2 separate regions of the Mus musculus genome follow, and region 1 is linked to region 2. Evidence: chromatin loops called from intact Hi-C (ENCODE). Cell type or tissue: heart. All regions are shown on one strand. Region 1 has its middle 24 kb from the start of Gm16578. Region 2 overlaps LOC115488208 (a long non-coding RNA gene).

Region 1 (5,000 bases), 56 kb after region 2:
AAAAACAAAAAACCCTCTCTGGGCTAATTTTTTTTTTTAATTCGTCTGTGGGGATATCAGAGATTTCTATAGGGCTTGAATACCCATATATTCCCCAGGTCTAATTTCATAAAAGCTCTTTCTGTACCAACATATGATTTTGGTAAATACCACCTTTGGATATAAATAGAACTCTGGACCCACATGTTGGCTGAGTCTCCAGTGGCAGGATTGGGCTGCACTGAGTCACCTTCTCTCCAGATGTCTCATCCTGGAATCTGTGGCCTGGGTCTGCTGCCGGTGGAGAGCTGGACCCGAGGGACGCAGATTCCTCTGAGCTTTAACATCCACCACTTTCCCAGGACCACACAGCTAGTGAATGGGGGAATCAACTCCTGGGAAGCCAGCTCCCCTGGTTCTGGGAACTTGCCATTTAATGACCAGCAGTGCCTAGGGCCCCTGTTGCACCAGAGCCTGGCAATTAGAGAAAGTGTGTACATGTGTGAGTGTGCTCAGGATAGCTGAGTGTTGTCACCACGGAAGCTACATTCCTGTTCTTGGTAAGGGAAGCACTGCTGGCCAGAGAGCTGCCTGAGGGCACGTGAGCTTGTCCAGGAAAATCTTTACTGATGATACAGCTGGACTTGGAGACTCCCAGGGCTTGGCAGTGTTCACTCAGGAAATAGTTGTCAGCGCTGGGACTAGCAACAGCTGAGGCTCATATTTCTGCACAGAGGGCTCTGTCTCTCCCGATACCTCCCATGCATTCACTCAGTCTACTTGGTCTTCCACAAGCCTCTCATTGAACTCTGCTCATCCCCAAGAAAGGACACTGCCTGTTCCTTCCCCAGGCCCACCTTTCCATGTTTGGTGATACAGAGTCAGACTCAGGGACCAGAAAGCATGTGTGTGTGTGTGTGTGTGTGTGTGTGTGTGTGTTGGGGGCTTGATTCCCAGCGCAGACTCGCTGATTTAGCTTGTGACATGAACCTTGGCTGGCCCTGGGTTCCTCAGATCCTTTGCCCTACTCCCTGGAGGACCTATTCTTTCTTCATTATGAGTGGCATTCTCCAAGCTAGCCCGCCGAGGTTGCGTGTGAGCAGACACCAGACATTTAGATTCACGGCTGATCACAGATCGTCCATCACAGAGGCAAAGCGATTACCCTGAGAGAAGAAGCGCCCTGACCCCCTCCCTCCGACCCCAGGCTGCTTCAGACTTGCTGAATCCAACCCTCTAGGCTCCCCTTGTTTCCTCTCAGCTTCCTGATAGATTAACTTTACTCAAGTCAGTGTTCAGAGCTTGCAGTCAGCGTTTCCTGATGATGCAGACCGAAGCTGAGGCAGACAGTGGAACGGTCAGTATTTCTCAAAGCCTTCCTCTAAGCACCATAGCGCAGGACACACATAGACTGTGCTGGCCCCACAGTCCCGGGGCTGCTGAGAGGCGGCGGAGAGACGAAATGGTGCAGACCCCTCAGCCGGCACTCCACTCTTGTTAGGTGAGAAACCCCTAACGGCTAATTCAGTTGGCACTCAGAAGCCTTGCTCAACTATCCTCTCATCTCTCTTCAATATAAGATTGAGAAATGGCCTGGGTTGTCTTTTTCTGGTTGTAGCTCAGATCATTGTTAACAGTCAATTAATCAACACTTTTCCTAACAGAGCTTTGGGATTGGTGTTTCCCCCTCTCCCAAGCCGAAGTCAGATTAACGCGGCATCTTTTAGAAATTGAACAGTGATTTAGCCCATTACTAACTTGTGTTTGGCAGATGAATGTCTCCAAGAAACTCTTAAGGACATTAAAAACAATCTTACACACACGTTAGGGAAGCCATGACTCCAGGTGGAAAGAATTTACTTAAAACTCCCACAGCGTAGATAGGATGACTTGATGCTGCCTCTGCCTGTCTCCTTAGCCTTGGTCTCCTTCTGTCTAACCTAGTAGCTAAGACTCTGTAACCCTCACCTGGGGTGGTTCTGCCTTGTTTAGGTGGTGCCAGCTCTAGCCAAATGGGTATTATGGTCCTGCTCTGCCCCCTGGTGGATGCTCATGCCCTGATGCTCTGGGTGCTGGCAGTTTGGCTGGGACTTTCAAGCTGGTAGCCGTGGGTGTGTTGGAGCCTAGCCTAGTGGCATGGCTTCTAGTTTCTGGAGAAATGACTGTTTCAGCATGCCGAGACACACTGTAGCTGTTGCAGGTCTTGTTTACTCACGGTATATACACTTGTTACTAATTAATTTACAACTGTCAACTGAGACACCTGAATTTTCCCTGCTGAAATGATGAAGGATGGGCACAGCCTTTGCTCCAGCCTCAAAGGATGATTAGACCCACAGATAGATGTCCACAGTCCTGGGCATGATGGGAGCCCTAGATAAATGGGAAAATGCTGTAGTTTGGATATAGAAGGTCCCCATGTTTAAAGGCTTGGTCCCCCAGTCCATGGCACTATGGACAGACAGTCCCTAATCCTGTTATCAGGTGAGCCCAGGCCTTTCCTTGGCCCTGAATCTCTACAAGGCAACAAGACTGGCAGCTCAAGAAGATCTCTTAAGGGGCAGAGCCTCCTGAGAGGAGTTGCTGGTTGGAGCTATAGTTGGGTAGGAAGGTCTGCTGACTCTAGACCCCCTTAGCTGACCCTCGTGTGCCCTGCTTATTTATGAACACCTCCTCTGGGTTGTCTGTGAGCTGAGCTTGGGGGTATCCAAGGGCGAGGTTGGGTATCCTGGACCAGATGAGCCATTCGATCCCAGTCCCCAAGGCAGTTGGAGGGGCCATTCTGACAGGGTTCCAACAATGACAACACACAGTGTCCACAGGGAAGGACAGGGTAAGAAATACCCAGGTATGGGTATTGACATTGAAGAACTTGGTGCTCATAATTCCTGGCTCTCAGTGGCCCAGTAATGGGCTAGGTGGTACAAGACAACGGAAGAGGCCCCCCTCATGGGTGGAAACTCCTTATGGGGGTAGGAAGAAATCTGGCTTTGCTTTACTAGTCTGGCCCCTGGGGCACAGGCTAGGCCCCCATTCTCTCAGGATGGGGTTTCCACCCTGTCTGAGCCCCCTAGGAGGGAGCGGGCGGGTACTCAGAGGCGGAAGGGAGGAAATGCTTCTCTGGCCCAGCCTCATAATTAGACCCTTCAATTGCAATTACTTTTGCAATTAGCTCAGCTGGTAATTGGAACTGGAGGTGGTAATTTCTGTCCTTCACGGAAGCTCCCTTTGAATTGGGCTTTACTTATCTGTCCAGGATGCTGGGTAGTGCTCTGGGGAGCACTCAACTCTTGGGAGCAGCTCAGAGAGCACAGCCTTGGGCTTGGCACAGTAGGAGGTACGGGGATTCTTCTGAGTCCTCGAAGATGGGACCTGAGGTGTGGTGAACAGGAGCCTCACAGGCTTCTTAGCAAAGGGCGATTCTGAGCTTAAGTTTTGTAGAGCTTGGAAAAGCAACATCCTAACCACCCCCATAACCGGAAGTCATGAGCTGAGCCAGTGCAGGTAGGCAGGCTCTCCAACAGCCCATACTTCTGGTGTTTGTGTCCTGGTATAACTAGCTCTCTGAGTGCAGGATGGTGTGGTGATCCTTGCTTTGGATCATTTGAACATGACAAAGGTTTCTATGATATTTGTCACCAGGGTTTATGTGTCAGAAGGTTTAATCTCCAAGATCATGGGTCAACGGTATTTGGAGGCTGGGAACTTGGGGGGCAAACATGGTTGAGTGAAACAGGAGGGTGGGCAGGAGGGTGGGTAGGAGGGTGGGCAGGAGAATGGGCAAGAGGGTAGGCAGGAGGGTGGGCAGGAAGGTGGGCAGGAGGGTGGAGAAGAAGGTGGGCAGGAGGGTGGACAGGAAGGTAGGCAGGAGAGTGGACAGGAAGGTGGGCAGGAGGGTGGGCAGAAGGGTGGACAGGAAGTTGGGCAGGAGAGTGGATAGGAGGGTGGGCAAGAGGATGGGCAGGAAGATGGGTAGGAGGGCGGACAGGAGGGTAGGCCTCTCTGTCCTTATTACAGCTTTCTGAGGAGAGATGGGCTGAGCTGAGAGACTTGCTCGCTCTTGTTGTGTGATACCCTCTATTAAGGTCCTTCCTGCTCTCTAGTGTCCTGCTCTCCCACTCCCCACTCTCTCTGGTACCTTGAGCAAATACCCTCACAGTCTCCATGAATCACCTAGGTGTGTGTTGACTGAGACAAAGGCTATAGAGAAGAAAAGACCTCTCTGCCATTTTATTTTATTCCCAGGAACATGGAAAACCCTTCTGTGTCTCTAGTTAATAGAACCATAAAGATTTCTGCTTTCTGAGCAAGCAGTCCTGCAGATTCTTGCCACAGGCTCCTTTAATTCAGTACAGACATAGTCTGTTTGGAGGGGGCGGTAGCTGCTGCAGCCCGAGCTCCTGACACACTGGCTGCAGGCTGGTTTCATGGACACCGTCCTGGGTTTGGTGACTTTGTTAAATGGGGCTTACATAACGCAGGAAAACATGTTTACTGGCTTCTTACTTGCTGCTGAGCAGCAGGTGGAGAGATGTACAGGACAAGGCATGGGGACATGGACTTGGAGCGTTGGGTGTGCCTCTCCATGGGGGTCTGCATGAACTCAGGGGTCTGGGGATTCAACAAACGTGTCTTTTTGGGTTTTATGGATAGTTTGTTACTCCTGCATGATTGAGTACTTCCTGAACCATCAATGAAAACTTAACCTCCTGTCTCTTCCCCTTCCCCAGATGTTGGGGGAAGGGACTGAGAGTCATACCTTGGTCTTTTTAGTGACTAGTACCTATGCTGAAGCCAGGCCACGGTTTCTGGATACCAGTCCTTTATTAGCATGCAAAAGATATCCTTGTTACTCCCCCAAGTCCAAGGGTTTCATTCAGGTGCTGCAAGCAGCTGATATTTTAACCAGCTGGTAATGTGCAACTGAGTTCAAAACGGAGAAGGTCATTTTGGATGGGCTAGGAAACATTATCCTGCGTTGATAAGGTGAAGCAAGCTCTCCCGAGCCAGCAAGTCCCTGA
Region 2 (5,000 bases):
CATCCCCTGCCCTATTTTAGAGTGGGGGAAGGAAATAGCATACTCTGCATGTACCAGGAAAGCCAAAGCACACATCTAGGCAAACAGTGAGCTGAAAAGCTGTATGTGTGATCCATTCAAAGATACAGGGGATGCCCATGATTCAGTAAAAGTGACTTATTGATCACCATACCCCCACTGTATGAATTCACAATGAAGGCCACTTGAAGGGGAAACTCAGTTTTTCTTCACAGGACTCTATTAGTGTTTTGGTTTTCTTTCTGGACACTGGCTGGTGTACCATCGTCATACAATTCTGTCTGCGTAATGTTTGTCATCTTCTGACTCTTCTCAAAGTAGCTTCTTCTAATGTATGTGTCAGCACAATATGGCTTATTCCTTAAAACTTCCTGCTGAGAACTGGAGAGTACCAGAGGAGGCAGGACAGTCAAGATTTAATAACATCTAAGGTGGCCCAGATGTCTGGGTGACAGAAAGGGGTTACTGATGTTGAAAATATCTCTGCATACAATGATATGAAGTCTTACGTGATGTCTTAGGCTTTTTCAAAAATAAGTCAGTGTGTGTGTGTGCTGTGTATGTGGTGTGGTGTGTGTGTATGTGGTGTGTGCATGTATGGTGTGTATTGTGTATATGTGGGTGGTATATATGTGGTGGTAGTAGTGGTGGTGAGTGTGTGATATATGTTGTGTGTTGTGTGTGTATGGTGTGTGGTGTGATGTCTGTGGTATATGTGGTATGTGTACATGGTGTGTGTATGTGGTGGTGGTGGTGGTGTATGTATGTGTATGTACCCAGTGCATGTGTGGTATGTGTGTATGTATGTATGTATGTATGTATGTATGTATGTATGTGTGATGAGAGTGAATATAGGTATAGGGGAAGTTAAATTGGTCAGCTACTGAAGCTGGGCGGTGTCATCCCCCTGCCCTGCTCCCTCCCTCTCTAGTGTCTCCTGAGGTACAGACTGGCCTTGAACTCACTTTGTAGTCAAGGATAACTTTGAATCCCCGATCTTCCTGCCTCCACCTGGGATTACAGTCCTGTGTTCCTTGGCCAGGTTTATGTGGCACTGGGGATCAAACCCAGGGCTTGGCACATGTGCCACTGCTGCCCTAAAGACTGAGCCACGTCCCTAGCTCCTATTTTTTCCCCCTCTATTATAAATATACTTGAAACACTCCATCCAGAAAAGGCACTTTGGGGACTGGCCTCAGCCTTCCATCCTGGGGACCTTCTGACATGGTGACATCACCCGGGCAGCTGTAATTTCATACCTCCAGGCCTTTGTACACAGCTCCATCTGTCTGCCATCTCTTTTCTCCCACAATCCAACACTCCTGCCTCCGAAGTCCCACAGCCTTGTTTACTAGCCTGAGTACTTATCACACCATATTTTAATTTTACTTTTTGCTTCCTCTGCTGGCCTGTGGCATCCTTGGGGCACTTCTTCATCCTCCCAAAATGTGTCCCCGAACACGTTTTCAGAAGGAATAATTAATGATGACAGCTACTCGGTTTATTTATTTTCAGTTCTAATGTGCCAGGCACCGCACTAAACTCACTACATAGCTATGACATTAAGCCTTAACCCAGTGTGTACTGCTCACGCTATCACCCCTCTTGAATAGTCAAGGAGGCTTCAGGAGGTTATTTATCCGTCGCTGTGTGCTACCAAATGCTAAAGTTGAGGCTGGGTTCAGAGCAGAGGCCACCTGTTCTTCCGCGTCTGGGTCCGTATGGTTCCAGGAGTTAAGGAGCCTGCCTGGGTTCTAGGCTCAATTCTACTACTAAATTGCTGAGTGATTTTTAGGGGACACCTCTGCTCCCTAGGCCCTGTCTGCCTGCGAGAGAATCTTTGAGAGCACTAGAGGGTCACGTGACACGAGGGCCCTCCCAGCTTCAACTCCCGAGAGGAGATCTTTCTTCTCTGGTTGGTTTTCTGCCCAGGAGCTGGCTTCCCTGTCTGGGAACCTCCCAGCTTCTCAGGCTCAGCCTCTTTTCTCGTTAATTGTAGTCTCTCTCAGAGCAAAACCGCCTTTTGCTACCTGCTGCCCCGGTCGCTTCGGCTTCCTCCCTTGCTGGCAAGCTCGGATTTTTTTTCTTTAGGTGGGGGTGGAGCCCTGGACCAGAAGGAGGGGAGCCTGCCTCTGCCCCGCTCCTTCCAGAGGCTTCCCTGTTGTTTCTCAGCCCCTTCCCCCTCCTCCCCGACGGAAACTCAGCCTCACACTTTCTAGGGATGTTCCGGGCAGACCAGCGGTGGCAGCCAGCAGCCGCAGGCTTCTGGGTTGGTCTCTCCCGAGTCCGCCACCCGGAGGTGGGGTGGCCGTTTGCAGGAAAGGGGGGCGGCGCACTCCTGCCTCCCAGTGCAGACTAGGCCCAGCTCGCCCCGCTGGAGCCGGGGACCCTCCTGTGCCGGTCCCCTCCACCCTCTCTCCCAGTCCTAGCTGAGCCCCGCCATTGCTCCGCCAGGCCCCGGGGACCGCAGACCCAGGATGGGGCCGCAGCGGTGACTAGGCCTGGGTCCAGCGCGCCCGCGCTGCCGCTCGGGGAGGAACGGGAGTCCCCGACAGGGCAAGCCTTTCGCCCCGGGAGCGTTCAGGCCCTGGCGCTGCGCTCCGTGGGTCGCGGCCGGGATGCCGCGTCCCGGCGAGTCCCCGTGAGAGAGCTCAGAGCCCCGGGGGCCGCTCGGACCCGCTGCGCGCCGAGCCCCGCCGGAGCCGGGAGCTGTCCCCCGGGCGGTGTGGAAGGGTGCGGGGGGTGGGGGGGGACAGAAAGCGCTGCGGAGGGAGAGGCCGGAGCGGCGGCGCTCAGGGCTACGGACAGCGCGGGCCCTCGGCCAGGGTCTCCCCGGGCCACTCGGCTGGCGACGCTGAGCGAGCGCGGTTTACGAACCTGTTGGAGGCTGCAGTTCCTCCGCGGCCGACCAGGGCGCCCGGGACCGAGGCTCTGGCGCGCCTCTCCCTCCCGTCCTCCTCACTCCTCCGCCGAGAGGCTCCCTCCTGTTGGGCTTAGCGCGAGCCACGCGGGGGGCGCAGAGCCCCTCTAATGTCACCCCGAAAGCTAGCGGAGCTGCAGGGCACACAGCTCAGAGGCCTCCCCCAAGGGCAGCCAGGCTCCCAGGGAGACCCGAGCTTCCTGAGAAGGGAGGCGGGGGCTGGCTGCTGGGACAACAGCGAGTGGCAGAAGAAACGGCAGGGAAGGCAAGAGGGAGACAGGGGAGTTCCCTAGACTCGTAGCTCTGTCTTGAAGTTTGTGGACACGGGGTGGGGGTGTCTGTTGCTAGGACATCTCGACTTGGAAATCTCTTTCCCCCTCTCTCCATATCTGTACACCTACCTGTTCAGCTGTAGGCTCCGCTCAGTTGTCTTTGGTATCTCCTTCGGATGTGTCATTAACCGTCCCCCAGGGAGATCTTTCTGAAGATAGGATATTTAAGGCCATTCACTAGCAAAAGACCGAGTCTTCCTGGTTCTCAACGTGAGACAGGACCCTGAGCAGACTCATCCAGGGCCTTAGCACCCAGGTCTCGTACCTTTTGGCAGCAACCTTACTACTTAGATTTAATCCACAAAGTGAAGTGTTCTAGTGTCAGTGAAATCTCTCCTGCTGGAGGGTCACCCTATAAATCTTTTTACTAGATGTTTGGTCGTATATTATAATTATTTACACCCCAGCTACCGACCTTGTAAAAGCTGGGTCCACATTTTCCTCGGGATCTCCAGCACCTAGCACACAATAGTTGTTCACTTGTAACTGCAAAGGCAGGGGACTCCCTTTTCCTCATGCGACTGCTCATTTGATTTCCATATTTTCCTCGCAGCCTCAAAGGCCCCATTTGGCAGCTTTAACACCAACACTTGTCCTCTGAGTCACCAACTTCCCTTCCAATGACCTCAATTTCCACCCTGAGCTGCTTAAAAAAAAAGTTGCTATTTTCTTTGCTTGCCACCCTCATCATCGTCTCTCACAGGGCTGAATCCTTCTAGTCATTTGTGTTTTAGCTCAAAACTCAAATGCCGCTCTGTCAAGGAGGCCATCTCTGACCATGTGTTTAATTAAAGTGTGTCCAATACGTTCGTAGACAATAGCATCATATCATGATATCATTGACTTTATTTACAATTTTCCTTTGCTGTACGGACAATCAACTTTCAGTTCTTTAGTCATTACTACTCTCTGGAATAAATTGACAGCCATTCCTTGTTATCCATGGGGGGATCTGTTCTAGGAACTTGATACAAAACCCTGAAGATGCTCAGATTTCTCCCATAAAATGTGTTGAATTTGCACAAGGCCTACCCAGTCTTCCCATATGCTCTCATTTGGAGGCAGGGTCTCATGTTGCACAGCCGGCTTCTCCTCCTGCCTCCACCTTCCAAATGTTGGGACTGCAGTCATGTGCCACAATGCCTGCCCTTCTTCCATGCCTCCAGCTGTCTTTAGGGGACTGTGGTGTGACCAGCTGTGAGCATTCTGAGCAGATTTTATCTTAATATGCACACCACAGACTCATCTTTGGGGAGGCTGGGGCTGCTGTGTGGGTGACTATGAAATCACTTCTGAAGTCACCAGAGAAGGTTCAACAAGAGGGGCACATAGAGATCCTTAGTAGGGAAAAGTAGCCAGGAGAGGCTCTCAGGTCAATTTATCATGCAATAATGGGATATGCCACAGACTAGGCAATTCATCATGAACAGAAATGGTCTGGGTCATTGTTGGAGTGGCAGGAAAGTCCAACACAGAGGGGTCTGCAAAGGCCTTTTTGCTATGTTATTCTATGAGAGAAGGAATGAAAGAGGAAAGGAGAGAGACAGGGAGAAAGAGAGAACCTTCTAACATCAAGCTCTGTTACAGTGGGCATTGTCCATTATGAGTTATAGAACCATGGTGAGCTAATGCCTTCCATAGATATTGCCTGCTTCAGTGTCTTAAGAAGTCTGTTTCTAATTCATGAACTTTGAGAGACATGGTCTGTCATGGAGAACTCACAAGTACAT

Evidence for each region. Hi-C counts contacts between places; a loop is a spot of excess contacts. Peaks named below come from ENCODE experiments on the same cell type or tissue, not always from the same donor. Only the 100,000 strongest peaks of a DNase experiment are listed, where the experiment ranks them.
Region 1: it touches region 2 in a loop (2.1-fold over the local background); 6 of 42 quality-filtered maps call a loop at or near these places.

What each region holds. Positions count from the first base shown.
Region 1 is chr13:54,244,774-54,249,773 of GRCm38, reverse strand. No RefSeq gene overlaps it. Among named protein-coding and RNA genes, the nearest start is that of Gm16578, 24 kb to the right of the region's middle. In heart, a CTCF peak has its summit at 2,020 (motif pointing left); DNase peaks (open chromatin) are centred at 493 and 2,033; H3K27ac peaks cover 573 bases; H3K27me3 peaks cover 1,566 bases.
Region 2 is chr13:54,300,744-54,305,743 of GRCm38, reverse strand. The region is part of intron 2 of LOC115488208 (a long non-coding RNA gene); the gene reads left to right. It also overlaps a transcript of Cplx2 not described here. Among named protein-coding and RNA genes, the nearest start is that of Gm40955, 20 kb to the right of the region's middle. In heart, CTCF peaks have their summits at 2,311 and 2,936; DNase peaks (open chromatin) are centred at 2,023, 3,053 and 3,823; H3K4me3 peaks cover 2,404 bases; H3K27ac peaks cover 2,612 bases.